Regions from separate parts of the Homo sapiens genome. Here region 1 is linked to region 2. A link is a loop called in an ENCODE intact Hi-C map of the cell type or tissue named here. Cell type or tissue: MCF 10A. All regions are shown on one strand. Links, peaks and the distances in the headings refer to the core of each region. The heading gives the core; the rest is flanking DNA.

What was found. Peaks named below come from ENCODE experiments on the same cell type or tissue, not always from the same donor. Only the 100,000 strongest peaks of a DNase experiment are listed, where the experiment ranks them.
Region 1: it touches region 2 in a loop (12-fold over the local background); 105 of 110 quality-filtered maps call a loop at or near these places.

The regions. Positions count from the first base shown.
Region 1 is chr6:90,472,167-90,488,158 of GRCh38, forward strand. No RefSeq gene overlaps it. Among named protein-coding and RNA genes, the nearest start is that of MAP3K7, 110 kb to the right of the region's middle. RefSeq lists a silencer at 7,322-7,431. In MCF 10A, for the core only: CTCF peaks have their summits at 4,551, 4,760 and 7,348 (motif pointing left); a DNase peak (open chromatin) is centred at 7,285.
Region 2 is chr6:89,930,647-89,946,638 of GRCh38, forward strand. BACH2 (BACH transcriptional regulator 2) reads right to left here. Exons shown (of 9, transcript NM_021813.4): 8 at 7,498-7,704; 9 at 1-2,244. The coding sequence ends at 1,762. Among named protein-coding and RNA genes, the nearest start is that of GJA10, 44 kb to the left of the region's middle. RefSeq lists an enhancer at 3,957-4,457. In MCF 10A, for the core only: a CTCF peak has its summit at 9,971 (motif pointing right); a DNase peak (open chromatin) is centred at 9,985.

The DNA.
Region 1 (15,992 bases), core at 3,851-11,850, 540 kb after region 2:
ACAATGTTTTTTACATATTTATGATCATTTCCTTAGCATAAATCTCTAGGAGTGGTTTGCAAAATGTTAAGCCTTTTAATTTAACAATTCTTGGCAAGGCACGGTGGCTCGTGCTTATAATCCCAGTACTGTAGGAGGCTGAGGCAGGAGGATCAGTTGAGCCCAGGAGTTTGAGACCAGCCTGGGCAACATAAGGAGACCCCTATTTCTACAAAAAATACAAAAATTAGCTGGGTGTGTTGGCTCACCCCTGTAGTCCCAGTTAGTTGAGAGGTGGAGGTGGGAGGATCACCTGAGCCTGGGAGGCTGGGGCTGCACTTCAGCCTGGGTGACAAAGTGAGACCTTGTCTCCAAACAAGCAAACAAAAAATTCCTTTTTGCACTGCATGGTTTGATGATTGGCTTTTGTTGCCCAATTTGTGAAATTATCTTTTGCACAGCAGTCTGGAGATCCAGCTTAGATTTCCCCAAATTGTCATTCCTGGAAACACACATTATGCTGAAGGTCTGAGAATGCCAGTGCTTGTTCACCAGCTGATTCTCCTGATGGTAACTCACAGAGGCCCGAGAGATGGGACAATGGCGTATCACGGGGAACCAAGGCCGGGCAGGCACAGGAGAGGTGCCTGATCTGAAACAAAGTCACTGGATTTTGCAAAGCAGTTTTGAACACTCAGGTAGACGGTAAACCACAACAACCGTGGCAGGAAAACAGCCCACCACAAATAAAAGCCTAAAACCCCAGCTGACTCTGTTCATGCCTTAATAAGAAATTGCTCAGCAGTTCAAATGCCCTGGTTCAAAGCCCTCCCTACAAGGCGAGGAACCTGAGGCCATTGTTCCGGGTAACCCTCAGGCCATGGGTGATTCTGAACAGATTGCACAAGGGCACAGGGTGTTTTAGAGACGCCTTCATCTTTGTCAGTCCTGAACCCTCCCTCTTCCTTCTGCTCAGCCCAGAGGTGCTGTGGGATGAGTAGAAAAAGGAAAGGGCCCTAGTGTTCCCAGCTGAAGTCAGAGGACTTCGGTTTCCTTTTTATTTTATTTTATTTTAGAGATGGAGTCTTCCTCTGTCACCTAGGCTGGAGTGCAGTGGTGTGATCTCGGCTCACTGCAACCATCACCTCCTAGGTTCAAGCAGTTCTCCTGCCTCAGCCTCCCGAGTAAGTAGCTGGGATTACAGGCACCTGATACCACACTGAGCTTCTTTGTGTGTGTGTGTGTGTGTGTGTGTGTGTGTGTGTGTGTGTACTTTTAGTAGAGACAGGGTTTCACCATATTGGCCAGACTGGACTCGAACTCCTGACCTCAGGTGATCTGCCCGTCTCAGCCTCCCAAAGTGCTGGGATTACAGGTGTGAGCCACCGCGCACAGCCTGGTTTCCAATTTTAATTTTGCTTTTTATCATATCAGAATGAAGAGAGTTCCATCCAAATGCACCAGCAAACCAGGTCATAAAGGAGATGACAGAAGGCACCTGTGCACTAAGGCAGTGGCACATGACAGTAACATTTCCTTCTGCAGCAAATACATGAACCTTTAGTCAGCTTGTTTTGACCACAGTTAGAAAATATTACCAGTGTAGTGACCACAAATGGTATTTGAAAACATCACGACGGTTTGGAGATCCACCTCCCACATATTTATACAGCCTGTCCTCCACCTCCTACATAAAACTACTTTTCTTTTGTTTGACATTCTTTTTTGAAATAACGTTTGAAATCGTTCAAAGTCATGAACTTGGAGGTGAGTAGGTCTAGCTGAAAATCTATATTTAGCTTTGCAGCAGGCTTGTAAAAACTTGTTTTTATTTTGATTGTTGTGGGTTTGCACCCCTGGAGTTTCATTTTGACTTTTAGGGTTAAGTAAGTTTCAAAATGAAATGCATCCAGTTGTCAAATTTTCCCCCAGGTTTTAAGTTTTAAAACGGAGGTCTCTCTTATTTCGTATTAGTTTTTTTCCCCTAAATTCCTCTCCTCTCCCTCTGGTACCCTGATAATCTCCTTCCTCCTATAAGTGTAATCCTTTTCTCTTGCCTCCTTATTACCTTGGGAAACAATAAGTAGAGGCCAGAGGAACACCCTTGTTTTAGGTGTCAAAGAGCTGAGCTCATATTCTTGCTACTGGGTGGTGAAGGAAACTTGAGATTGCTGCCTCAGTTTCCCCTTTGGAAAAAGGGGATGCAAATAAGAGCTCCCCTCTATTTCTTAAAGGTGCCATGACTGGAAAACCAAGTTGAACTTGACTGAAAATTAAGGAACAACATTCCTCCTAAGTACAAACTGTCACGATGGTGAAGGATTCATTACCCAATGACTTCCATAAGTATTTGCAGCCTCAGGCCCTGGCACTGGAAGCTACAAATAGGATTCCTGCTACCCAAGGAAGGTATAGCCTCAGATAGGTAGGTACTCTGATTGGCAAAGAGAAGAATAAATTATTAAGCCAGTCTGCGAAGCCATAATAAGGTGAATGAGCTAATGGCACTCTATATTTCTTCCATTATCACATTGTATAGGGACTTTTTAAATGTCTGTTAAACATGAGGCAAGATGTTTCATAAACTAAAGCTACATTCAGCTTGTATTCATTTCGTATTGCTGTCGTAACAAGTTACCATAAACACAGTGACTTTAAGTACACACAAATTCACTATCTTATGGTTCACACAAATTCACTATCTTACGGTTCTGGAAGTTGGAATTCCAAGATCAGTTTTACTGGGTCAAAATCAAGGTGTTAGCAGGGCTGTGTTCCTTCTGGAGGCTCCAGAGGAGAATCTGTGTCCTGGCCTTTCCCAGGGGCTACAGGCTGCCTGTATTCCTTGGATCGTGGTCCTCAGCTCTCTAACCCATATTCCTGCCTCCCTCTCAGAAGAATCTTTGTGATTACATCAGGCCTGCCTGGATAATCCAGGATAATTGTCTCATCTCAAGATCCTTAACCCAATCACACTTGCAAAATCCCTTTTGCCATGTAAGCTAACATATTCAGAGGTTCTGGGGATTGAGATATAAACATCTTTGGAGGACTCAATATTCAGCCTAGACAAGCTATGAAAGCATGGACTTGATCTGCCTTGCTCACTGTTGATCCTAGTACTTGGCACAAACCTTCTTCATAGTAGGCACTTGATTAATGTAAATAGAATGAATGAAAGGAATAGATTATGTCTGGTTTTGGCAGTTCGGTACATTAGATGCTTATTGTGTACCTACTATGAGCCACACCCATAGGGGTGCAGAGCTGTCCTGGAGCATACAGTCTGACTGGCAGACAGTCAAGGAGAAAACTGAAACAAGTAAAAGTAAATCCTGGTGTCCAGAAGCCCAGGAGAGCCAGGGCGTCATAACAATTCTGTTTGCACTCTTGGAATTTCTTTCTGTACCGGTTGGCTGCTGCCTTCTCTAAGAATTCTTTGAACACATCCCCTTGGCAAATGTGATTAATGATATTTAGATTTATTTACTTCTGTTTTTTTTTTTTTTTCTGATGTGCTAAGGGTCTGTACTGGAGAATCATTAAAAGAATTAACAATTAAGTTTCTGCAGAACCTCCTCATCCCCACCCTCTGCCCAGCATAGGGAAAGCTCAGGTGGCTGGAAGGAGGTCAGAACCAAAGTTCAGAAATACAGAAAAGCTTAAAGGGATTTCCTGAGCTAGCCTGGGAACCTAAGCACTGTCATTCACTGGTTTTAAGTGTGAATGTGTTTCAAATTTCAAATAGTAGCAATACACTTGGCATTTCAGAACATAACTGCTAGCAAGTTATATGCTGCCTGCTTGTGCACCAAGGTCCAAAAACTGCTTCTCTGTGTTTCAATTGAAGATGACTCAGGTGAATTACAGAACACCACATGGTTGAAATTCCTTTTATATGTGGTCTTCTGGGTTTCAGAAGGGCTGTCCACATGCAGGCCTTCTAAAGAGCCAACCACCAGTTTCCTGTATACCCCAGCCTTGGGGCTTTTTGCCATCTCTCTGCTTTGTTATTAAACAGTCAGAAGTGGGCTGGGGGTGGTGGCTCACGCCTGTAATCCCAGCACTTTGGGAGGCTGAGGTGGTTGGATCACTTGAGGCCAGGAGTTCAAGACAAGCCTGGCCAACGGGGCAAAACCCTATCTTTACTAAAAATACAAAAATTAGCTGGGTGTGGTGGCAGGTGCCTGTAATCCCAGCTACTCAGGAGGCTGAGGCAGGAGAATTGCTTGAAGCTGGGAGGCAGAGGTTGCAGTGAGCTGAGATCACGCCACTGCACACCAGCCTGGGCGACAGAACGAGACTCCACCTAAAAAAAAAAAGTTAACAGTGAGAAATGGAGTCCCCTTTGTCTGGACGGGGAGCGGCTGGCTGGGAGGAGGATGTCAATGGGAGACCGAGGGGAGACAGCTGCAGAGACTGCAGCAGCCTTGGAGGGCAGGACAGAGGTGGACGTGGGAGCACTAGTGGACAGGCCATGTGTACATGGAGGATACTCAAAAGGCAAGGACTGCCTGACACTTGCAAACCCGCACCACCCCCCTCCTGCCTCTAGGGTGCCAGGCTCTTGAAGAAATATATACTTACCCATTTTTGAAAGGTTGACGGGTCTTCTGAGCGTTTGAAGGGGTATTTTCTGTTGTTCAATTGTGAACATATTTGGTTGCAGTTTTGAAGGCTTTTCCTCTAGAACTTTTCATGTCCTATTAGCTGATAACACTCCTGAGCATGAATGTCTCTGTGCTACTGCCCTCTAGGTGTGTTGGAAAAAATAGAGTGCTAATCCCACGCACCTGCTTTCAATTCGGCCCACATGAGTCTGGTGCCAGAGGTTTGTTCACTCTGAATATTTCTACGCAATCTTCAAAACCTGCATTTTTTTACGCTAACACATCTCTGCTGTCAGCATCTTAATGTACACACACACACACACACACACACACACACACACACACACACACGTCGGGGCTCCATAGTCCTACCATTTGTGTTCTCAAAGGGAAGAGTTGGCGAGGGTGAGCTAGGATGACCACTAGATGACAGTATATAAAACACCTCTTAGGTGCTCAGGTGAACGAAGTTTGAATACTGCCCAGAGCTGCGATTCCCAGATTCTGATCTGTAAAATTTTTTAAAAAGGAAAAGAAGGCCCAGTGCCTGTAATACCAGCACTTTGGGAGGTTAAAGTGGAATAATTGCTTGAGTACAATTCGAGACCAGTCATAGTGAGACCCCATCTCTACAAAAAAGAAAAAATTAGCCAGGTGTGGTGGCACACACCTGTAGGCCCAGCTTCTTGGGAGGCTGAGGTGGGAGGATTGATTGAGCCTGGAGGTTGTGGCTGCAGTGAGCCGTGATCACACTGCGTGGGCAACAAAACAAGACTCTGGGCATTCCAGCTTGGGCAACGAAATGACACCCTGCCTTAAAAAAAGAAAAAGAAAACGAAAACAGGAGAGAGCCATTGGCTTGCCAAGTTTTTATCTTGCCAGGGGACATCATTAGATATAAATCAACTTCCATTCCTCCCTAAGAGAAACATTTTAGTCATGAAGAAATAGGAAGGACAGAATCTCAAAACAAGAAATTATCTTGTAAATCTCAAAGTAGCTTTATGAAAAACTTACCACATTGTTCTTTTGTGCTCATTTTGATGCAGACCAGTGAAAGAATCATCATGAACAAGCATTTGGGAAATAAACCTAGAGGAAGATTTATAATTCCAGGTTGTGTTTCCATGAGTGGAATTAAGATAATCGATCTTGCACTATGTTATCTTCAAAATGAATCTAAGAGCTAAGTAAAGTTTCAATCCAGAGACACAAAGAAGAAACAGGGGTTGACATTTGATAAAACTCATGCTATAGTCTGAATGTCCCCCAAATTCATGTGTTGAAACTTAATCTGCACTGCATTGTCTTAAGAGGTGGGGCCTTTGGGAAGTGTTTAAGTAGTGAGGGCTCCACCCTCATGAAGGGTTTAGTGCCTTGTAAGAGGGTTGGAAGGAGCCAGCTTAGACTCCTCTGTTGCTCTTCCACCAGGTGACAACACCTAGATGGCCTCATCTATGAGGAAGGAATGAGCCTTCATCAGACACTGAACCTGCCAGCACCTTGATCTTGGACTTCCTAACCTCCAGAACTGGGAGAAATAAATTCCTTTTCTTTATAAATTACCCAGTCTCAGGTATTTTGTTATAGCAGCCGAAATGGACTAGGACACTCACTAAGATGAGGCAAGCACACAGGAATCGCTGCATATGTACTGGGTGTGTTGCTGAGCCACCCCTCCCCCCGCTTCATCTGGGCCATCTCAGCCTTCTGTTTGTCAGGAACAAAACTGATGATTGCTAAGCCTCCTTGGCCCTAGGGATGGGGCTGTTGAGCTGAACCTCCGCTGAACCAGGCCTGTAGGAACTGCATTCAGGTCCCAGGCTGGTAGGGAGGGTCAGCTCAGGCTCTCCCTCCTGCCATCTTGCTTGACCTCACCAAAGAATTCTGAACCAGAACATGGGTGTGCAACCTTCTGTGGCAGAGATGGGAGAAGTGAGATGCTATGCCCTGTTAAACAATGTGCTAAACACTAATATCACGAGTCAAATTCTAACTTTCAATTAGAGAGCCCTGATTTCAAATTCTGGGGCTTGGGCAAGTCACTTCACCTTTCTAATATTCAGCCTTCTTGTTTGAAAATAGGGCCATTCGTAACACCTACCTCTCATAGCCATTGTGAGATTAAATGAGGTAATCTACATAAAGTATATAATGTAGCACTTACTGTGTGTTCAATGTGCATTAACTAATATTAATAACATTGGTGCAGGGTGCTCCTTTCTAGAGGCAAGCAGGCTGGATGATCCTAAAAGATGCTTTGAGATGCGTGCTAAACATCATGTTTTGGAAGAAATTTGCTGCCAGTAAATCCCTACCTCTGAGTCTCTGGTTTCGTTTTAACAGCTCGTACTCTACAGGTGGTCACAACGCGGAAGGGATTGGAGTGTTTGCAGCCTGGGGAGTTGCTTCTGTAGTTGAGGAGATCTGGAGTGTCGCCTTCTGGATCCGAGTGGCCCTGCTTATTCATAAGGATGGAAATGACTTGGTATTTAAACAGTGGGGAGTCCAGTTAAGCTCTTCTCTCATTGACTATATTCAAGATCCCATAGTAGGTATCTCCCCAGCAAAACTACACAGCCTCTGGTGAGGCTGGAGAGCACAGAGAAAACTCCAGATTACCAAACACACTGACAGTGACACCACACCCTGGAGCTGTGCGGTGACTCACCCTGCCTGGGTAGGAAAACTCTCCCGTCACTGCTGTGAGCAGGCAACGTTAAGGGGTCCTTGGAAGGCTGTGCTTGTACTGCCATCTAGTGGTTTAAAAAAGTACGGCTCGCTTTGGGAAGGGTCCTGGATCCCGTAGTCCGAGCTGTGCAGTCAATCACTAAGCACTAGCATCTTCCTCATGAAAATTTAGTAAGATGAATATTTTATTGAAAACTTGGCATGCTAATTTCCTAATTTAATTTCATCATTCCCCCCACAAAGCACTGAAAAGTTTGTGAGAGTCAAAATAGAGTGAAGAGCACCAGCCTAGGAGTTCGAAGGCTCCTTTGAGTGACAACTCCCAATATAACTTGGAGGAAGTGGCTTAAACCTTCTGTTTTCTCTAGGAAAAAAAATGGAAGTTAATTCCCCAAGTGTACCTCTCAGTAAATGGCTGGGAGGTTGAAATGTGGAGCCACTTGTTCTCCTCTTTCTAACATGCTGCTTCCCTGGCCCCATGTTCTCTGGCTTCTAAGCACACGTTCTTTGCATTTCTTTTTAATTTCTGAATTTCAGGGAAGTAGTCTTTATCTATGGAGACCCTTTGGTTTCGGAATGTGGGTTTTTCCCTTGAATCAACTGCCCCAAGAATATCAAACAACGCTTACATGGGCCTGTTCTCTGTGGGTGCTTTTCTCCTTGACATAGCAACAGTTACACCAGCTCTACCCCAAAATGTGCCAAGGTCTTGATACACAAAATTTGGGTGTTGTGTTGAAGTGATAGGTTCAAGATCCTAAGGGTCAATAGTCTGTAAACCTACTGTTAGGGAATTTTAAACTTCTCCAGTGTGGTGTGTGAGCGCAAAGGAGCATAGGACAGGAACTCCAAAGACCTTGGTCTACTCTCCAGTGCCCTTTGATTCTGGGCTCCTCACTTAACATCAGCACCTTCATCTGTAAAATGGGACTATATAATAAGAACTTGTCAGGATTGCTAAGGCGATCCAGTGAGGTAATGTTTGAGACAGTTATGTGTAAAGCAGAGAGGCCTGTACTGGTGTTAGTTACTGTCTTTATGATTGTTCCCTCATTTGGCACCTCTTCTATAGCAATTATGGTACTGGATTTGGGGTAACCACCACTACCTCAGGTTTACTAGGTGTATGTGTTTTTCCCTCCAAGATTTACTGTATTTAAACAATTGATGGATCCACCTACTGTCCTTATTTGAAGATGATGTAGTCACAGCCTATGTGGTTTTGTGAGCCAGCAAAGAATAGTTTAATGGTTCAATTAGCTCCTTGAGGAGATACATGGTGGTTGAGATATGCCAAATAAGCAGCATGCAACCTCTGTGGGGAGAAAAGAAGTCAGCCGACTTCTTGTGAAGACACAGCTTCCTGCAGAGCCAGATGTAGCTCGCGTTTTCCTCTTGCTTGTTCCCAATAGCAGTGCTCAGGGGGGATAAACTTTACTTAACCTAATTAATTTTAATCACAGCTTTCAAATCTCATACTGTGAAAAGAATTACAAATTGGAATACATTAATAGAAGCCATAGTTTATGCTGCAAGCTAATCATGAAATGTGCATTTACATTTTCTGCATGAGTTTGCAATTACCATTGAAATAAAATGCCGTTATGTCCTTTTAAATTACCAAAATGTGAAGAGCAGATTGAGCCAGGCCCATTTTTGTGCTACGTTACTACAGGAGTGTCTAAATTCCCAAGAATTAGATGGCTTCCTCCATCTGAGTTGCAGTGAGGAATGATTTCCTGTTGTCTGCTTTGGGCAATTTCCGTTTTTAAATAAAAATCTTTTAAACTGATTGTACAAATGTCTCACCCGCTTTAACGAGTAGTCCTTTAAATTTAGTACAGAGAAGAAATTTTATGTGTATGTAAAAATTATGTGTGTGTATACATACGTATATCTACATATGAATGATATATGCATGTAATTTTTCATTTAAGTTCCATGTAAGCTTTCATGGAGGTACACATGGAAGTAAATGCCAGCTGGTTCCTCAGAGGATCTGAGGCATTTAGAGGAAACACGGAGGGTATAAAAATAAAATTTTAATAAAGAATTAGCTCCCAAATTAGAATAGAATGGCGAGACGTCTGCAGAGTCCGCATGACTTCTATGTGTGGAGGACTTGGCAGTTTTGCCCCTCTTTCACACGCGTCATCTTGCTCGGTCCTCGCAGCAATGATCCTGAGGTGGGCAGCACAGGTGTGATTTGATTGTCTCCATTTTACAGATGAGGAGACTGAGAGCACATCAGTGAGGAGCAGAGTGGGTCTTTCAATTCCAGGCGGAGACTCTTTCGGCAGGGAGGCTCCCTCCATCTAGAAACACAATTTTTAAACTATCAGAACTCAGTAAGGAGGGACAAGTAGGGATAAGCAGTGACTGACCACCTGTTAACATCATCCTGATACCTAAATAAAAGTGATGTAAAACACCATGGGGTGAATGTGCCTTCATAATAAGTTATGCGGCTTTGGCTGGTTTGTTTGGCCACCTCGCTGGACTTACTCAGACTTTGGATTTTCAGAAATATTTTATATACAATTATGCCTGAGAATGTTCCTAGCATACTGCTGACTGGTTGTTAAGCATGTGCAGAAATAGCATCCCACAACAACAATGTGAGGAAGGGAAGGTAATATCTTTTCCTCACTCATGGAATGAGGGCCTTCGGACCTACTTCAGAGGAAGGTCAGAGAATTCTTTCATGGCCTGCTTCAGGGGAGAATGGCAGGAAAAGGTCAAAGAGACCTTCCTGCTTCTGTTTTCTTAAATGCTGAGGTGCTATGTATTGCGGTAGCATGTCTTGAGCCTCATCATCATCAACAACAACCACCACAACAACAATAATAGTAAATAGCAGCTACCAAGTGTTGATTGCTTACTATGTTCTAGACACCTTGTCATGTGATGGTCTTTCCCATTTAGTTCTCTGTTGATATGGTTTGGCTCTGTGTCCCCACCCAAATCTCACCTTGAATTGTAATCCCCATAGGATCACCACATGTTTAGGGAGAAACCTGGTGGGGAGTGATTGGATTATGGGGACAGTTTCCCCATGGGCCTCGCTGGTGATAGTGAGTGAGTTCTCACGAGATCTGATGATTTCATAAGAGGCTCTTCCCCTTTCACTCATTTGCTGTCTCTCTTGCCTGCCACCATGTAAGATGTGACTTTGCTTCTCTCTCACCTTCCACTATGATTGTAAGTTTCCTGAGGCCTCCCCAGCCATGCGGAACTATGAGTCAATTAAACCTTTTTCCTTTATAAATTACCCAGTCTTGGGTATGTCTTTATAGCAGTGTGATAATGAACTAATACATCTATCTTCTTTTATCTCAGGTAAATATTCCATTTCTGCCAAGATGCCCACCAACCAGTGCATGCCAAGACTATGAGGCACCATGAATCCCTGGCTGGCTCACATGAAGGCAAATCCCCTTCAGGACCAGGAAGGCCCAGGCCACTTTGTCCAAAGGTGGTCCAGTTCCAGATACTCAGGTCTTCTTTAGATGTCACCTTCTCTTGACCTGCTTTCTCTTGGCCTAGCACCTCTTTCAGTCACCACCGATATCACTTGCTTTCAGATTCAGATATCTAAAGACCCTCCCCTAGGGCATAACGTCCCGTCTCATCCATCTTTATGAAGATAGTGCACAGTGGGGGTGGGGGGTACTTGAAAGACCTGGGCTTTCAGATTGTGCAGACCTGGGTGTGAGCTGGGCTCCACTGTGTGCCAGCTGAGATTGAGTGATTTGCTGAACTGCTCTGCACTTCAAGTTTCTCATCTGTTAGCAGGGATTTAAAATCTGTTTTGCAAGGATGTTGTGTGGAGATGAAATGTGACATCTATGTGATGCATGCAAACAGTCCCTGGCACATAATCATTGCTTGATGCCATGACTCAGAGGCTCTGCCTGGGCCCTTGCCCAAGCTCTTCCATCCTTTTTATGTCCCTTAGTATCTTTCTTAGCTCCTATCATAGGAGATATCTGGGCAAGCACCAGCCCCATCCCACAATTTCTACCTCCTTCCTCCCCACTTTCACCCTCCAATTCTGGGTCCGTGGACTTAGTTACATACTAGTCAGCTCTCTGCCAGCCCTGAGGGCCTGGCTGGACTCCTGCTGGATGGGACCCTGTGCCTCGGGTGCAGGGAGGATTTGGACAGTCTTCTAGCAGCCTCTGCACCATTGGCCACGGAGTTGAGGGCAGTGGATCCCTATGGTTCATCTCAGTTGCTGTGCCATCACGACTGGGGGGCAGGGCGGGGAGCGAGTGGATTAGATCTCAATGTTCAAGTGTGGTCTGTAGACCGGCAGCACTGGCGTCACCTTGGAGCTTGTTAGAAATGATAAATCTTGGCCCACTGAATCAGAATCTTCATCTTAACAAGATTTCCAGTCATTCCTTCTGAGCCCTGGGTTAGCCCCCAGTAGGCAAGTGCCCCTCAAGTCACTACACAGGAGAACTGTGGACAAGGTAATTCTTCCCTCCAGGGTCAGCAAAGGTATCTGCAAATCCTTTAGTAGGGGTGTATGTGTTTAAAACACTCACAAAGTCTAATTTATTTATGCAGGAATCATTTTTAAATTTCTTTCCGGATTGTTAAGGTAAACCTTTGAATCCTCAGACCGATATATGATGTAGGATGTGGCTGGCCTTGCTTCACGTATAGAAGTCACACCCCACAATAACAATGTAGGGGAGGGAAGGTCATATCTTTTCCTCACCCATGGAACGAGGGCCTTATGACCTACTTCAGAGGAAGCTCAGAGAATTCTTTTACGGCCTGCTTAGGTTAGCGGGCCTGTGCCCATGCCATTCAGTAAAGTCTCCCGGAACCATACCCACTCTGACGCTTTCTCATTACGGAGACAGAATCACACACACAGACACACACACACACACACACACACACACACAGGCCATGACATGATGTTTTCCACCCCAGAACCTGTGCTTATATGTTATCTCTTCTGCCTGGAATGTCCTTGCTGTCCTTTGGGTGAATTTTAGTCATCCTTTAAGTTTCATTTAAAGAGACAGCTCAGCCACAGTGCCCTATGTAAGATGGCTGTGTGATGGTGTTTCTGCTGTTACCACGTTGCATTCCAGTGTTCTGTTGATGGTGTGATCACCTCCTGGAAACACTGAACTCAGTGAGGGCAAGGTCTGTGTTGTATTTATTCATCTTTGTATCTCCTACACCCAGCACAATGACAGGCACGCTGGAGATGCCCCATAAATGCTTATTGCATACACAGAAAAAAAGCTTAGCTTGCTATGATGGCTTTTCATTTCGTCCTTTGAAGTTTAATCAGAATAAAAGAAAATAACTGCAGACTCTAAACGTTTGTAAAGTTTCTGTAAAACCTTACAACCCAAATGGAAAAAAAAAAAGATCAAAGGGAAATTAGACAGCAATTTGTTTTAAAAAAAATGTAGTGGCATTTTAATTAGAGAATATTCTTCTCATTGAAATGAGAAACTCCCAGGGAAATACTTGATATGTTAGAGTCTCCCTCCTCACATTTTTTTCTCCAGCTATTATGGGACCTGCTGAGCAGGCTTTGTGAAGGAAAGCTCCTAGGATGCTGCACAATGAAGACACTCAGCACTTACACAGCGCTCTGCTCTTGCCACAATTAAGCCTTTCACTTCTCCCGGCCCTGCAGCGGGGGAAACCCGAGTTATTTACTGAATTTGCTGGCTAGAAGGCCCTGAGGATAAATGACTTGTTCGAGCCTAGGCAACTGGACTGTCACAGGCAGAATTCAGAGTTTTGGACCTGTTTCTTATGTCAAGCAGTTTGTTCTGACCTCAGAAGGGAATCCCTTTTTAATAAGCAATGCACATGGACCCCAAAGAGTCCCCAGAAGGTGGTCGTTTGGAGGGGATCACTGGATATCACAAATCGGTAACATTTTTGAAACTCAATATGGGGATGACTGTAGGATTGCCATCTTTTAATCTTGCTAATTAGGAATATGAAGAAAATATATGGCCGGAATTATGCCTTAAAGAAAATAAATGTCTTATACTAAAAAATAAGGAATTGTTTCAGAATAAAGCCCAGGTTTTTTTTATTGAATATATTTAGTTTTATTAAAAACACAGCACATTGTAGTTATTTTTATCGTTTTACAGGAGACCAATGAAAACTGGCAGTTTAGTGTTTGGGAACCACTGTTTTTAACTAAATATGCTAGATCCATATTTTCTGTAGAAACCCCAAAGCCAACCTTCTCTAGCAGAAAAGTGAGTTAAGATTCACCTGCTGGCATTCCACGCCCAGGGCAGTCACCCACTTCCTCTTTCCACAACTGTGGAAGTAGGCGTTACTTGACATTCTGAAAGTACGTCAGAAAGTAATCCTGACAGCACTTTCTGTAATTGGTGTGTTGTTGCTGTGCTTCATGCTCACTAGAGAGAGAAGATGGAAGACTAAGGAAGCCTCGATGCAATCTTTCCTACTGAGTTTTAGGTAGGAGTAGGTGATACAGTTTGTCTGTGTCCCCACACAAATCTCATCTTGAATTGTAACTTCCACAATTCCCAAGTGTTGTGGGAGGGACCTGGTGGGAGGTGGTTGAATCATGGGGACAGGTCTTTCTTGCACTGTTCTCATGATGGTGAATAAGTCTCACAAGATCTGATCATTTTATAAAGAGGAGTTTGCCTGCACAAGCTCTCTCTCTTTGCCTGCTGCCATCCATGTAAGATGTGACTTGCTCCTCCTTGCCTTCTGCCATGATTGTGAGGCCTCCCCAGCCATGTGGAATTGTAAGTCCAAAAAACCCCCTTTTCCTGTATAAATTGTCCAGTCTTGAGTATGTCTTTATCAGCAGTGTGAAAGCAAAGCAAAACTTTTGAGCTGAGGATTTTATCCTTTGGTGTACTATACTCCACAGGGGAAACAGAAAGAGGTTGAGGCTGCAGTGAGCTATGATAGGGTCACTGCCCTCCAGCCTGGGTGACAGAGTGAGACTCTGTCTCTTCAAAAAAAGGTAAAAAAAAAAAATTAAAAATCTCCCTAAACTCTATGTACAAGCTATCCTTCTACCCTCCAATCTGTCCTAGGTGTGGGCCAAACTGACTTTGGGAGAAATTTACAGTTTGAATGATAATAACACTTCCCAAAAACAAAACCACCCTTGTAAAACTAATAAAAGGCCACCAGGTTAAGAGGATGGGCGAGGTCACAAGGTTTGCAACATCCCCAATTACTCGTGTAATTAATGTCACTATTGTAGAACCTAAGACTGGCCTTTTGAGATCTTTTCAGGCTTTTGCATTTCTGATGACTGGATGGCCCCACCTGGACCTGTGACTCAACCAGTTCTGTGGCCCCAACCCAGAAGGGGACTCAGCACATGAGGACCATTTTCCACACCCCTATGATTGCATCCCCCACCAATCAGCAGCACCCTTTCCCTAGGCGCCTGCCCACCAAACTACCTGAAAACCCCCCAACCTTCCAGCTTCTGGAGAGATTGATTCGAGTAATAACTCCAGCCCCTGCTTGGTGTGGCCAGTCTCACCTCAATTAAACTCTTTCTTTATTGCAATGCCATGGTGTCAGTGGATTGATTTTGTCTGTACAGCAGGCAGGAAGAACCTGTGGGGCGATTACATGAAGGAGGACAATTATGGATTTTTCTTTTATGTTTTCTAACTTTTGTTACTGTATTTATATTACTTTTAGAATTTTAAGTAATTTTGTAATGATGAAGAAATGAGAAAAATTGAGGAATTACACCTTACTGATTGAGTTTTCCAAAGATGGTCACAAGGTTGCTCCTGCTGCACGCTCCTCTTCCCATGGGACCTTAACACTCCTCCTTTGAGCTCCTCCCCCAAACCTAGACAGACCCTTGTAACTGCCTCAACTGAACATAGTAGAAGTGATGTTACTGGAAAGGGGTCCTGATCCAGACCCCAAGAAGAGAGGGTTCTTGGACTTCACACAAGAAAGAATTTGGGGCGAGTTCATAGAGGGAAGTGAAAGCAAATTTATTAAGAAAGTAAAGGAGCAAAAGAATGGCTACTTGCAGGAAAAGGATGGGCAATTTCCAGAACTGAGGGTTCCTCTCATTTTTAGACGATATAAGGTAACTTCTTGACATTGCCCTGGCATTTGTAAATGGTCATGGTGCTGGTGGGAGTGCCTTTTAGCATGCAAATGCATTATAATTAATGTATAATGAGCAGTGAGGAGGACCAGAGGTCATTTTCATCACCATCTTGGTTTTGGCAGGTTTTGGCTGGCTTCTTTGCTGCATGCTGTTTTATTAACAAGGTCTTTGTGACTTGTATCTTGTGCTGACCTCCTATCTCATCCTATGACTAAAAATGCCTAACCTCCTGAGAATGCAGCCCAGTGGGTCTCAGCCTTATTTTACCCAGATCCTATTCAAGAGGAAGTCACTCTGGTTCCAAGGCCTCTGGCAGTGACACAATGTAACTTGTGAGGCTAGTGTTCAATACAGTTTATAGGAGCTCACTATTTTGGACTGAGCTCCTGTAGACTCAACAGACCAAACCAAAACAGCATCATTCGTGCCAAAGTTTCATATCACCACACCAATATTTGTCTGACCTCCCCAGGAATCAGGAAAGAGAGAGAAATAATAGCCAAATTCTGAAACAGATCACTTTTGGCCAGCAGGATAAGAAAATCCACTCTGCTTTACAAGGAAAGTAGCTTTGAAAT
Region 2 (15,992 bases), core at 5,394-13,393:
CCAGAGCCAAGGGAAGCTGCTCTCTCTGGGTTGCAAGCCAACCAGTTTTGCAGCAAGAAGAGAAAATTATCATCAGGTGAGGGTAGGGTATGTGTGTGATTCGGGAAGGGGACAGGGAGGGTTCCCGGTGATAGCTTGTCCAAAGCCTCAGAATGAAGTCTGCCTTCAGACAAGACACTGGCAGAAAAACCTCAGAAGAAAACTCCAAGCCTTTGGAGAAGGAAAGGAGAAAGAATGTGTCAGCCTGTGTCAGGGATGGATCGCAGATGCCAGGATGCCCTGCTCTCTCCCAATGGGGTGAAGGCAGGACCTTCGGGGCTGTGATTCAAATCCCCTCAGGCCAGATGTCCTGGGAGGCCAAGCCTGGGCAGGAAAGCCAGTGGCTGGTTGGCCCCGTCCTTCAGGGGAGCAGGTCCTACTGCACAACACTTCCAAGAGCAAGCCGAGGCCTCAGGACGTGTTGAAATGAATGGGACTTACTCCCTGGGTGAAAACTTTCTAACTTGATTTCTAGGAGCCAATGCCTGCTGAGTTCTGGTATAAAATCACGGATTCCTGTTTTTCTGATGTACTTTTGAGTGAGATGTCCAAACTCTCTCCCCACTTAGGAATCTGAACATCCAGCATCAACTCTGAACTCTCTATCTGCGTTTAAACTTTGCTTAGGGAAAGGTGGGGAGGAGGTGAAATATAAAAATATTCAAGCAGATTATTGTCTACACATCCTAGGATGAATTCATTATTTGGCAAGATTGTTTTTCCTACATAATTATCACCTGAGTGCTTTTTAATTAGCTAAAATGTTTTACTTTTTTAACTAAAAGCAAAGAATATACAGTATACTTGAGTTATACCGAAGTTACAACTTCATTTAAGAAAATAGGTTTGACCCAAAACTCAGTGCAAGTGGCAAAGTTGACCATTACTGTACAGTATCTGCAAGGAAAACAAAAACAAAAACAAAAACAAACAAAACCCCCCAAACAAACAAAAAACAAACCTACAATGCTCAAATGACACCACTTGGAGGTGCCAAAACCAAACCAAACGAAAAAGAAATCTGAAATAAAACCTTGGGAAAAAGCTTCCAACACTGAATTTTGTCCATAAATAAGTACGAATTGAAAATTGAACTGTGAAGCAAGAAAAATGACCATGTTAACAGTTACCAAACTAGTTCTAGCATCAGAGACAAAAGAAGAGGAATGTTGGAACCTGTTTCTAAATGAGAAATAAGTTTCCAGTTTTAGGATGAGAAAGTTGAGGCATGCAGGACTTTTGCATATGGATATATATATATATATATATATATTTTATATATATATTATATATAATATGTACAGTCTAGCTATAAAACTTTGATGTGTATAGAAGCTGTCTTCAATGAAAAAAATTGAACATTCAGAAGAAATTCCTGAGATAGGGTTTGTGACATGGGCCACTGAGAAAAAAAATCCGTGGTTGGGGCCTAGAGGTGTTGTAGTCTATCCCTGTGAAGACTGAAATTGAGCCACAGACAGACAGTGTCATCACTGCTGTCTTTCCTTGCCTGGGCAAGGGGTAGCACCATTGTGAAGGTAACTATCACTCCTGCTCGAGAAGAGGAGAGGATACTTCGGAACAGTATTGCTGCTAAGACCGCTGTAGTGTGCACCAAATGTGTTCTCGGTTTCTTCGGGACAGCAGATGAACAGTGCCACAGGCTGACTGAAGAACGCCTGGATGGGAGAGGTGTGCGGACTGGGAGGCAGAGCCGAGTCACTAGGTATAATCTTTCCTGGGCTGTTCGTCAGTTGTACACTTATCAGTCATTTCCTGGCAGAAGTCCACGGTCACTGTTTGGCTCCTGGGTTCAAGAGGAGGTCCTCTCTCTGAGAAGGTTCCCGGGTCAGTGCCTTCTAGTCTCCTCCCAGAGGTACAATTCTCGGAGGTGTTGCTGGGTGCCCAGGGGGGTCCGGGGGGAGCCGCGCCTGGCTCCAAGCAGCAGGGCACGTTTTCCCCCACTGCGCATTGGGAGGCCGCAATGTTCTGCTCAGCACCCAAGGGCGCAGGGTTAATACTGGAGGCCGTGGGCAAGTCCATGGGTCTGAGGACAGGGCAATACCGATGCAGGGCCTGGATCTGCTCGGGGCTCTGGATGTCTCGGCAAACTTCCTGGGAAAGGCAGGAGAAGTTGTCCAACAGTTCCCCCATGCATGCTTTCAGTTGATTCCTCTCTGACAACAGTTTCTCTTTCTCACACACCTGGACAGTAGAGAAAAAAAGAGAAGGGTTGATCAAGCCTGAACTGGAGGACAGAAGGCCTCGTTTCAGGTTTTCCAGCCTTTGTTTTGCATCCTCCATTATAATGTAACTCAAGAATGACTAGGTCAGGCTCTAGAAACTTAAAGATACATATTCAGGGGGCCCAGACACAGGCTTCTGCCACACCTTCCATCTGATGCCAACACCTTCCCCAGGACATCTCTTCATCCCTCTCCAAGGCCCGGGCAAACAACCGGCAAAATCGTCACGAATCAGAAAACTTCAGAGTCCATGTTTTGGTTTCCTGGAATTTGGGGTTTGTAGAGAGTTAAATGAAAAACTCTCAGTCCCAATCTTGTGACTGAAAATCTCCCCCAAATGTATCAGGTTGCCATTTTTGAAAGGCAAAAATCTACCATTCCAACCGTATGACATTTCGAAAAAAGCAAAACTATGGAAGCAGTAAAAAGATCTGTGGTTGTTAGGGGTAAAAGGGGTTGAACAGGTGGAGCACAGAGGATTTGGGGGCAGTGAAGCCACTCTGTATGACACTATACTGGTGGATCCATGTCATTATACATTTGTCCAAAACCATAGAACGTGCAACACCGAGAGTGAACTCTAATGCAAACTATGGACTTGGGTGATAATGATGTGTCAGTGTAGGTTCATTGACTAACACATGTACCACTTTGTGGGGGATGCTGACAGTGGGGGAGGCTGTGTGTGTGGGAACAGGACCATATGGAAACTCTCTGTATAGTGTGTTCAGTTTTGCTGTGAACCTAAAACTGCTCCTAAAAAAGTAAGTCAGGCTGGGTGCAGTGGCTCCCACCTATAATCCCAACACTATGGAAGGCCAAGTTGTGCGGATCGCTTGAGCTCAGGAGTTTGAGACCAGCTTGGGGAACATGGCAAAACCCCTTCTCTACAAAAAATACAAAAATTAGCCAGGTGTGGTGGCACACGCCTGTAGTTTCAGCTTCTTGGGAGGCTGAGGTGGGAGGATCACTTGTGCCCGGGTGGTGGAAGCTGCAGTGAGCGAGATGGTGCCACAGCACTCACCCTGGGTGATACAGTGAGACCCTGTCTCCCCGCACCAAAAAAAAGTTTATTAAAAAAAAAGACAAAAAAAAAGTCATCAACAATTTCCTGTCGTTGCCTAACATACGGAGTTTCATATAGAACCCAGTATCAGCAGGCTCTCTGGCCTTGGTAGCAGAGCAGACTGAACAGGAGGGACCCTCCCTAGGACAGCTGGGAAAAGTGCAGTCTGGAGCAGCGATTCTCCCCGACTTGGGAAGGGAGAAGTAAGGATGGAGCCTGAACCCTTGAGTACTAGCCCAAGGTTCTGAGATGTTCTTCTCCTTAAACAAAATCCTACACATGCTCCTGTGTTACTGAAATTCACCATCCCAATAGAGAGGTGACTTCAGCAGCAGACTGGAGACTAATTAAGGTTTTACCATCAACATTTGTGAGAAGGGGGCTGGGCATGGTGGGTCATGCCTGTAATCCCAGCACTTTGCGGCTGAGATGGGCAGATCACTTGAGGTCAGGAGTTCGAGACCAGCCTGGCCAACATGGTGAAACCCTGTCTTTACTAAAAATACAAAAAATTAGCTGGGTGTGTTGGTGCGTGCTTATAATCCCAGCTACTTAGGCGGCTGGGACATGAGAATTGCTTGAATCCGGGAGGTGGAGGTTGCAGTGAGCCGAGATTGCACCACTGCACTCCAGTCTGGGCGACAGAGCGAGACTTTGTCTCAAAAAAAAGAAAAAAAAATTGCGTGAGGGTGAGGGGAGGAGATGGGGTTCCATGAGGCACACACAATGAAGTGGATGAAGAAAAGGGGCATCTGAAGCAGCATGAAGTCAGTTCTCACCAACCCTTTGCAAGCGCAGGCAGGAGAAGAGGACGGGAGAGAAAATGAAGAGGAGAAAGGGAGGAGCAGGCATGCGACACGCACAAGGAACAGGTCTCCGACACGGGAGCTGCATGTGCCGTAACATGAATGCAATCTGGCAGGCGGCGTGGGCATGTGTGTCGGAAAGAGAGATTTACACCGGGAAAGGGCACCTCCTAAAATATTTATAAATTTATCAAGAAAATATGTTTTAAAAATGAAAAATAAACAGATGTACAAGTGCAACTTGAGAGAAATACATTATGCGAGTTTGCAACAGCTGAGTGGCGGGTGTGTGGGAGACGGCGTGGGAGTGGGGAGTGAGTGCAGGGCCTGCTGGGGACCGGGCAGGGCAGGGAGGGACTTGGGGAGAGGTGGAAGCTGCTCCGCCCACCAGCGCCATCCCTGTCAGGACATAGCATCCTCACCACAGGGTGGCAGATAAGAAACAAAACACATCTGGGATGTCTCCTTAGGGAAAAAACTTATATGGGTGGCTGTGCAACCTGGAGCTCTCCCCTTTTAGTACAGAAATCTGCAATGTGAGGGGCAATACTGCTTGGGCGCTGGGAGAGGAACCCCAGGATCATTCTGCCACATTACCCCGGCCAAAGCACGGACCCCTCCAGGCCTACTCATCTGTTAAATGTTCCAGGCCACTTTCTAGGGGGAAGAAAATGAGGTGCCGCGTGTGACAGCAGCAGGGGAAGGCATTGCAAATCATGCCTTGGTTAAAACCATGAAGCTCTCAGTCACAGACGTACACTGATGAATGTGTTCTTATTCGGCACTGAAACACAACGTGTTATTTAAGGGGATGCCAAAAAGTGGTTGGAGAACTAGATGATGCTCTAATTTGGTTTTTTGGTTGAAAAATGCTAGCAAAGCGCTTTAGATATCTGCCTGGTCTGTGGCTTGGAATTTATTTGTTCAGTATCACAAAATTACACTAAGCAGAATGCAAATTACCAAAACCAGGCATTTCTCAAATGTGGGTGACTGAAGTTATTTTACTACCTTAAGAGGAGTGCAGGGCACTATAGACATGTGCCTAGGCCCCTGTAGACTCACACCCAGTGGACTTAACTACCTAAGCCCAGCAGGCTTTCAGAAGACCCACACTCACCAGCAGGAATGTCGTCTCCTTATGTGATTTAAATTAAATTTTGTTGTTTAACGACATTAAACATGTTAAAGCAATATTTGAAAGAAAGAAGAAACTCATAATCCCCTGAACTGAATAGTCACAATGTCCAGCGAATTTTAGGGCAATAGACATTTTCTGGGCGCCAGCAATGGGTCCAACACTGGATATTCAGAGATGATCAAGTCACTGTCCTTGTCCTTGAGGAACTGACAGTTGAGGGCTGGGGAGACAGACAAATGTATAGATAACTCAAGAGTAAGTGATAAGCACTAAGCCAGAGGTCAGATCAGGCTTCCACAGGCAGGTGCCCAGCCTAACTGGGGACTCAGGAAAGGGGCTTCCTAGAGAGGTGATGCATAACCTGACTCATTCATTCATTTAGAGATGGGGTCTTGCTATATTGCCCAGGCTAGTCTCAAACTTGTGGCCTCAAGTGATCCTCCTGCCTCAGCCTCCCAAAGTACTGCGATTACAGGTGTGAGCCATGGTGCCCAGCCATGACCTGACTCTTAAAGAACAAAGGAGATAGAAAAAGTGGAGGAATGTCCAAGGCAGAGAGGAAGTGGCATAGGCACAAGTGCAGAGTTTGATTTTATCAGGGATCAAGTCCTAGGAAGGGAGTGGATGGTGACACTGGAGAGGTAGCTACAGACTGGAACACAAATGGCAGGAGATATCCTACTAAGAAGCTTGGACTTTCTTTGTTGGTGATGGGAGCTGCTAAACACAGACATTTTCCCTGGTGGTGAGTGTCAAAGAAACCCACAAAACAACAACAACAACAATAACAAAAAACCCTGACGTCCAGGGCTATCTTGATAACATATAACATCCTGTGCTTTTCTAACATTTCATCCTTGTGCTTTCGTTCTCATTAGCTGGTGGCTCACCATGAGGCCAGGAGGTGCTGCAAACAGTCTGAGGAGCCACACTTAGATCATGACCATACCATGTGGCCTCCCTCTTCTTCAGCCTGACACAGACATGGCACCTGAGATGAGTTTCTGTTATTTGGTGGCAGAAAGGTGGAGCTGAAGGAGGTTGAGTTGGTTGTCTTCAAAGCTACAGTCAGGAGCCAGAGGTCACCTGGATTTACTTTCTGTAGTTTATGGTTGCTTATCAAGGAGAAGGGGCGGGGGCACATAGCTCTGAGTATGGGGGAGCCTGGGAGACGGGAGTTTGTTTTCTGTGACAAAACACTCTCAGGCACAGGGATGGCGATGACAGCCACCTTGAGGCAGAACTGCAAAAGAAAGGACCCTGGGCCTGCAAAGAATGTCAGGAGATCATCTCCTGAGCAATGGCCCCTCTGCAGGTAGGCGTCCTATCTCTATTCCATTCTCTTCTGCCAGGAGGCAGGAGAAAGCAGTGGTACAAGACACGATTTGGAATCAGACACCTGGGTTTGCATTCAAGTTCTACCAAGTACTGGGAAGTTTTCCAGCCCTTCTGCAGTTCCCTCCTCTGTAAATGGGGATAAAGGAGTGCCTGAGTCATAGCGTTCATGTGAGGATTAAATGGGATCATCCATAAAAACAGTTTAGAAGAATACCTGGACCATAGATGCTCATAATCAACATCAGTTATTTATTCATTTTTTTTTGAGACAGGGTTTCACTCTATCACCCAGGCTGGAATGCAGTGGCGTGATCTCCACTCACTGCAACCTTCACTTCCCCTGCTCAAGTGATTATCCTGCCTCAGCCTCCCGAATAGCTGGGACTACAGGCACGTGCTGCCATGCCCGGCTAATTTTTTGTATCTTTAGTAGAGACAGGGTTTCTCCATGTTGGTCAGGCTGGTTTCAAACTCCTGACCTCAAGTGATCCACCCGCCTTGGCCTTTCAAAGTGCTAGGATTACAGGCGTGAGCCACCACATCTGGCCAACATCAGTTATTTTCACATGTTGGATGGAAAATAAAAAATAACTACCTCTATATGAATAATGACTGAAGGATATAAAATATTGACACACTATTACACACCTGCGCGCATGCATGCGCGTGCAGACACACAAACACACACACACACACGCACAGATGTAAAGCTATTATTTCTGTTGAGAAACTTCTTAAAAAATAAACCCAAACTTCCGCAAAGGGTGACCCTTCTGTCTACTTTTCCAACTTTCATTGCTGTTACTTTACATTAGTCCTGGTCACTTCAGGTTGCTGATCACAATGGATGGGTCAACTCACCAATTTGCGGATTTCACATTCTAAATTCTGAATACAGTCCAGTTTCCTTTTGCGGCAGCGCTGGGCCGCGATGCGGTTCTTGCTGCGCCGTCGGACATCATGAATAAACTCTAACTGTTCTGAGGTTAGCTTGTGCATTTTAATCATCATCTGGAAATCGTTCCTTGGAAGATCTGTGATTTGATCTACAGGAAAAGGAAGTTTTACCTGAAACCAAGAATAACAGAAAATGATTATGGCAGCTGGATTTTAATTCTGGCAGGCGGAACATCAAAAATGATAAAACCTCCTTTTTATGATGACCAAGTAATATGGAAACTACTGAAAGCAAGCAGTGATTACTTATTTCCTGTTTAAAGACAGATAAGATGTAATAATACCTGGATAATCAAACAGAATAAGAACACATATATTGCAATGTTATTGTCTCTGAGATTTTTGAAGCAAATGACATGAACAATATTGGAAAATGTGTCATTTTTCATTGATGTAGCACTTTTGTAAGAAAGATTCTAGTTAGTTGAAATGTACTTCCATAAGACCTACAGCCTAACTCAATAAAATGACAAGTTATAGGGAGATACCACATAAGGACATATCTAAAGCCCCTGAATGAAGAGAGCCCCATGTATCCTGAAAATGCTGGAGACACAAAAAACCCAGTGTGATTCTTAGTTACAATAGCATATGGGAGATAGGAGGAGATAACTTGGATAGGCTTCACTAGCATATAGTAGGAGTCAAAAGAACCGGGCTTTCATCCTTCTCACCAGACATGAGACCTCAGGCTAGCTACTCCACCTCTCTGAGATTCAATTTCCTCATCTGAAAAATAGGGCATTTTAAAAAAGCCGTACAGTGCTATACAAGTGTTGGGCACTTTGGGAATTTATTTTCCAATTTTACAATGAAATGTTGACATTCCTTTATCAAAAGGTGAGATGCATTTTTCCTGCCTTTTGACCAACAGAATGCAGCAGTAGTAATGGTGTATAGTTTCTGAGGCTAGGTCGAAAATTAGCTGCCATGCCTCGAGGACATTCAAGCAGCTCTGTGGAGAGGCCCATGTGGAGAGGGGCTGATGCCTCTAGTCAACAACCAGCATCACCTTGCCAGTCATGTGAACAAGCCACCCTGGAAAGATTCTCTAGCCCCAGTCAAACCTTCAGTTGAGTGTAGCCCCAGCCAACATCTGACTTCACCTTATGAGAGATCTTCAGCCCAAACTGCTCAGATGGGCAACTCCTGAATTCCTGACTCACATTCACATTTCTCATAGAAACTGTAAGAGGTGTTAAGTGATTACTATTGTTTTAGGTCATTAAGTTTTGGGGTGATTTATTATGCAACAATAGACATTGGATGCAGGTACTTGCCAGCAAAATTCCAAATCTTGACAAATTCCAATTCTTGACAAATCAAGGCAAATAAGCATTATCTAAAGCGAGGACAGCAGTCTCCTGAAGGATGGGTTTGTATCCTTACTATGTTGTTAAATGATTGCTTATATTTCTTTTTTTTTTTTTTTTTTTTTTTTTTGAGACAGGGTCTTGCTCTGTTACTCAGGCTGGAGTGGAGTGTTATGATCACAGCTCACTGTAGCCTTAACCTCCTGGGCTCAAGCAATCCTCTTGCCTTGGCCTCCCAAGTAGCTGGGACAACCCTGCCCAGTTAATTAAATTTTTTTTTTTTTTTTTTTTTTGTAGAGATGAGGTCTTGCGCCACAGAGAAGGGGAAAAAAAGAGATGAAGTCTCACAATGTTGCCCAGGCTGGTTTCAAACTCCTGGGCTCAAGTGATTCTCCCTACTCAGCCTCCCAAAGTGTTGGTATTACAGGTGGGAGCCACTATTCCTGGCCTGAAATATTTCTTTTCTTTTTTCTTTTGAGATGGAGTCTCGGTCTGTCACCCAGGCTGGAGTAGAGTGGCACGATTTTGACTCACGGCAAACTCCACCTCCCTGGTTCAAGCGATTCTCCTGCCTCACCTCCTGAGTAGCTGGGATTGCAGGTGTGCACCACCATGCCCAGCTAATTTTTGTATTTTCAGTAGAGATGCGGTTTTGCCATGTTGGCCAGGCTGGTCTTGAACTCCTGGTCTCAAGTGATCCGCCCGCCTTGGCCTCCCAAAATGCTGGGCTTACAGGGGTGAACCATGGTGCCTGGCCTGAAATATTTCTTAAGAATAGCAACCAGTGAAAAAGACTGCATGAAAGAGCCCCAAGTGCGGAAGGTGAGCAGCAAACCACTACTCTATCTCAAGAGCCTCCTTGGCACCCATGAGGTGACACAGGCTTGCACCTTTGAGCAGTTTGTCACTCCCCTTCCCGAGGCTCTTGGGGATTCAGCAGCTTCTGGGTTCAGTCTGGTCCTGCTTCAGAAGCTCCTGGAATAAAAAGGTTGTGTGCTGCCAGGCTAAGAGACAACGTGTGGGTTAGCTCAGATTGCTTCATTCTTGTTTACATTCACGTCTGCTCCGGATGAGCCAGCAGATGGCACTACAAACCTAAACTTCCTTCAAGCACTAGCCCAGCCCTGTCTAATACAAACAATACGAGCTACATTTGTGATTTTAAATTTTCCAGCAGCTACATTAAAAGAAGTAAAAAGAAACAGGTGAAATGAGTTTGAATACTGTATGTTATTTAACCCAATAGATAAAAATACTTCCAACATATAGCTAATATAATTATTAATGAGATAGTTTACAGTTTTTTTTTTTTTTGTGCTAAACTTTCCAAATCCAAAGCACATTTTATCCTTACAGCACATCATAATTCAGACTAGCCACTTTCAGGGGCTCAACAGCCACGTGCAGCATGAGGCAAATGGACTGGACAGTGCCACTCTAGGAGACAGAATAAATGGACTCAATGAATCCCAGCAGCCAGAAAAACATATGGGTCTGGGCTGAACTGATCAAAATGCTCTTGGGTGAAGAAACCAACCCCTCGATAGTGTTCAGATGCTGCAGGGTTAAGTCTGTGTTCTTCAAGGGAGTGAGGATGAAGACATTTGATCCTGAGCCCAGGTTTCTCTTTGGTTACATCATTTGCAGGCAGACACGAGTCCCGGCTGCCGGCATGTGTGGCTAGTCAATTCCCGTGCACAAAGGCAAATGTACAAAATGATCATTTGACTTTTCTGTGGTTGGGTGCAAGCTCTTTGTCAGGTTCCATCACAGCTCCGAGCTTGTGCAGTGTGGCATTTACTGAAGGTTCCCAGCAGGTGATCTGATTCAACTTCTACCTGGTGAGCTCTGTCCCATGACACCTGTAAAATTTTGGTCCAAGAAAGCAAAATCGCAGTAGGGCCCATGACACCACTGTCGGCTTGGCCCTGCTCCGACTGCTAAAGACAGGCAGCCAGGACAAACAGTTCCTTGTTATGGGCTCGGGAAAGGCCTTTGTGCACGGGGCTGTGTTTGCACAGGGCTTCTAATGATATGAAAGAATGTTTGATTTCCCTCTTATACCCGTTGGATAACAAACACACTCAGATCCTGCACGGTGTCTCCGGAACACAGAGGTCTGTCTGTTGGAGATGTGGATGTTCCAACACAGCAGAGGTGGTGGCGCTTTGGGGGCTTGTGGAGTTTTCCCTCTGATGACAACAAAGCCATTCTGCTTCTGCTCTAAATGTGTTTACTTACTCTCAGAAAGAAGATATCCCTATAGTTCAGGCCACAGGGAAAGTCAAAAGGATGTCTATACCAAGAGCTACTGTATTTAAATCATCCAGACAGTGAATATAAAACACTAGGGGAATAGGAGGGAGAGTTGCCAAGAAAAAGAAAAAAATCACCAATGCTAGTTTCAAAGTCCTTGAGACAAAAAGCCATACAACACTTCAGCAGAGCTGCTGCAACACAATCTGCTTTTTAAAGAGGGTCAGAGGAAAAGGTAATGGGTCAACTATAGACTTTCTCCCAGGTGAAAAAAACCCCAACTCACTCTTGTTTCTCTTTACAAGTCTTGGTTCCCCCTCTAGCAAGGGAGGACTTATGTTCACTGACATGCGGGGGTCTCTGAGGTGTTCTCAGACAGGCACCGGGTCGGGGTGGGTGGGAACTTGACCACATCCAAGTTGTTTCTTGAGTAATAAGTTCCAAGCCAAGAACATCTTGTCTGGAAATAAGGAGTAGCCACTGACTGTTTGGTCCCGTGGAGGACATGCCTCTCCCAGGCTCTCGGCACTCAAAACATTCCTCAAATGGGGCTGAGGAGTCAGAGAAGGCCAACAGACCTTGGAAAGCGGAAACACATCAAGAAGGTTGAGGCCCACCTCTTTTCCTTCTAGATAATTATTCTGAGCCAAACAGGCCCAGTTGGGCTTAACATCTTATTAACTGTCCCTCCACACACTTGCTCCTCCAGGATCTCACTTCCCAGCAGTGGCTTGGTTTCCTAAAGAGTCCCAACAGCCAATGTGATGAGGTGAAGAGTCCTGTGGACTGTCGCCATCCCCACTAGTTATACTCAGCCACCCACACACAGCTCCGGACACACAGGCTGCATATAAGGGGAAGGGCACGAGGGATTCATGGGCGCCACTCTTTAGCCAGGGGTCTACCACTTTGGTTCTCAGTGGAGAATCGGAGAATCAGGGCAGCCACTGAGTCAGCAGGCCAAGGGCCAAACAGGGCACCAGAGGCCTGTGCCACAGTTGGCACAATAAGCTGCTGTTGATTTTATTCAGCCCAGCAAAGTGTTGACTCTTCCCCCTCTGGAACACGACAGGAGCAGCAGGACCGAGGTGGGTTTTTAGCACGGTACCTGCCCTGTCCTGCTAAGCACGGCTATAGGAGGGTTAGTTCTTCTGGAGATTCCAGCTTTACACATTTTTTTTCTTTTAAAGACAGGGTCTCGCTCTGTTGCCTAGGCTGGTCTCAAACTCCTGGCCTCAAGCTATCTTCCTTCCTTGGCCTCCCAAACTGTTGGGATTATAGGAGTGAGCCACCACGCCTGGCTAGGCTCCAGCTCCTGAGCAGTCAGTAAAATGGATAGTCCCTGCAGTGTGTCCAGGGATTCTTAGGTCCAGGTGTGACATCTGGACAGTGCATGGAACCTACATATGTCTCCTTGCATGCTGTCTGCACCAACGAGGCAGAGGGGAGGCTGTAGGCTGGGCCCTGGAATGCCGGTGCTTCCTTCTCACCAAACAGAAATCGGCTGCTTTATTTCTCTTCCCTGCCAACAGCCACGACCATTCTTCAGCCTAAACCATCATCCCCTTCCTCCCAGTTAAAAGGAAACATTGAAAAATTATATAAGTATTATATAATTATAGATTATTCTGTAAGTATTATATAAAAATTACATATTATATAAATATAGCTTTCATAAAATATAAGACAAAAGAAGGGAAAAAAAATTCTCATCCCCAAATGATGACTCTCTTGCTCTGGTAGATTTCCCCGTGATCTTTGTTTTCTCTGCATCTTTTTTAGGAGTTGCAATCAAGTGGTGCTGTATCTATCTCACCCAACAAACATTTCGCTTGCCTAGTGTCTCTGCTTTGCTGGGTGAAGTTTACTGGAAAAGCAGGAAAGTAGCTGCAAATTTTGCAGAAAAAGCCAGAAACAAATATTTCCTGTAGAAATCTCAGTGGAAGACTAGTTTGTTAATATTTTTTCCTACTTCATTTCTTGGTTTTATTACCAGATGTTGATTGAAACCCATGGGAGTAGGGTCACATTAGCATGATACCCTGAGACACTGATGGTGTGGTCAGCTCTCCGAAGTCTTTAACGCCTGTACTCTGAGGAGACCCTCAGATCCCAGGGAGCTGTCGAGGGAGGAAGCAATATGCCCATTGGAGATGATTCCAGTGCTGCTGGAACCAGGACAGCCAGCTCAGTGCTGGGCAGATGGCAATGACAAAATCTCCCCTCCCAGGTGAAGAAATGTTTCTCGCGCAATTGTCCTTCCACGCCCTCTTCTCATGGTCCAGTTTCTAGCACAAATATGGGACACCTGGGATTCAGTTGTGATACGTCAATTAATTAGTTGTGTGATCTCAGGCAAGTCTTCATTCTGTCTGTCCCAAAGTTCTTGGAGGATCTAGGAGTCACAGGGCGATAACGCCTGCCCTACTTAGCTTACAGGGTTGCTATGAAGAATACAACTGGATGACAGGTGGAGAAAGTGCCTGGGAAAGTTTCAACTGCCTGATAGATACAAGGTATTATTATTTCTGTTTATTAGCCCTATCTATCTCTGTCACATGGTTTCGTCTTACAGACATGTGCTTTGGAATTCCAGACACTTACAATGTTCTAGACAACATAAAAACACTGTTTTAATTAGAAATATGGCTGATTTCTATGCTGCCCAGCAAGGTTTCTTTTTATTAAGCAGACCAATTACAGACACTTCTAAAAACTTGCCTGATTCACCAAACCACAAAAATGATTGTGAAAATTTTACATACAACATGTGTCTCAAAGTCAGCATTGGGGTGGGAAGAGTTAGAGTCAGATGGCTCTTCTATTCTGTACCATTTCCATGTTTTCTCTGGACTTTATCTCTCTCTTCCCTTCTCTCTCTCTCTCTCCCGCCCCCTGCCTGCCCCCAACACACTCTCTTACTCTCATACACTTTTATCTCTCTCAGTGTAAAACATGTTAATAAAGCAAGTCCAAAAATCCATACTTTTGACTGTGCAAAGAAACTCTCTGTGGTGCTTCTTTACTAAAATCTACAATTAAGTAGAAATGGTCCAGTTACAAAGCTGTCTTACTAAGAGGCTTACTACTTTGGAAAATGACTGTAATTTTCTATAATTTCCAACATCTAAAAACAAACCTATAAACCATAATGAGATAAACCATAACTACTCACACCCACTAGAGGGCACTAACAAAAAAGATGGGCAATAACAAGTGTTGGCGAGGATGCAGAGAAACTGGATCCTTGATACACTGCTGGTGGGAATTTGAAATGGTATAGCCACTTTGGAAACAGTCTAGTAGCTCCTCAAAAGGTTAAATACAAAGTTATATGATTTAGCAGTTCCACTCCTAGGAATATTATGGAAATAACTGAAAACATGTCTTAAAAACAACTTGTACTCAAATGCTCACAGCAGCATTATTTATAATAGCCCCAAAGTGGAAACAACCCACATGGCCCTCAACCAATGAACAACAAAATGTGGTATTAGTCAACAAAATGGATCAACATTATGGAATATTACTCAGGAATTAAAAGCAACAAAGTACTAATACATGACAATATACCTGGTGAGTACATCAATGGCAAGGGTAAACCTTCAAAGCATTATGCTAAAGTGAAAGGAGCTAGACACAGAAGGCCACATCTTGCAAGATTCTATTTATACAAATGCCCCAAACAAGTACATCTACAGAGATAGAAGGTAGATTACTGGTTGCCTGGGGCTGAGGGGAGTGGGCAATGAGGAGTAACTGCTAATAGGTACAGCATTTCCTTTTAGGGTGGTGAAAATGTTTTAGAATTACATAGTGGTGATGGTTGTACAACATTGTGGATATATCAACAACCACTGAATTGTTCATCTTAGTAGGGTGGATTTTATGATATGGGAATTATGTCTTAATTTAAAAAATAAACCTGTGCAAGATAGACATACATAAAATTCAAACATTACAGACATACATAGAAATGAAACTTTCCCTACACTCCTCTCCAACGGTGCTCCCAGTTTTTTCTTATTCTCTATGCTGATTTTATTTATATGGTGTGTATATTTAGGAAACAAACTAGGACCTTGTGCATACTGCTTTGTGATTTTCACTTATGTGACTTGTTCATTTTTTTTTACTGGAAGAGAAAAATTCCCAACCTGACTTCTTAAGGAATATAGCAAATCCAGAAGTCATAAAGAAAAAGACTTATACCTTGACTACATAAAACTAATATTTTTTTATATGGGAAAAGGTACAATAAATAAAGAAGCAGACTAAGGGAATATCTAAGCAACATTTATGAGAAAGGGTTAATATTCCTAATATTAGGGATTAAGATTCCTACATGTTGATTTAAAGTTAAACAATACAAAAGAAAAATAGGCAAAGAGGTAAACCAGCAATTCACAGGAAAGGAAATATAAATGTTCAATACACATAAAACAAGATGTCAGCCTCATTAGTAGTCACCATTTTTTTGCCCATCAAATTGGCAAAAATTAAAAAGACTGGTGACAACTAGTATGGGCAAGAATAGGGGAAATTGGACACTCTAAGTTGCTGATGAATATGTGAATTGCTACAACATTTTGGGTAGGTCATTAGGTAGTATTTAATAAATGGGCACAACCTTTAGCCCATCTTTGAAACTAACCCACAAAAATAAATGCACCACTACTAACAGTAGGGTCACAAAATGTTTATTGCAGCAATGTTTATCAGAGGGAAAAACTGAAAACAACTGAAATGTCTGGTGATAAGTGACAGCTGAATGAACTACGATTTACGAGAACGAGAGATATTGGAGAAACATGTCTTGGCCCTGTGTGA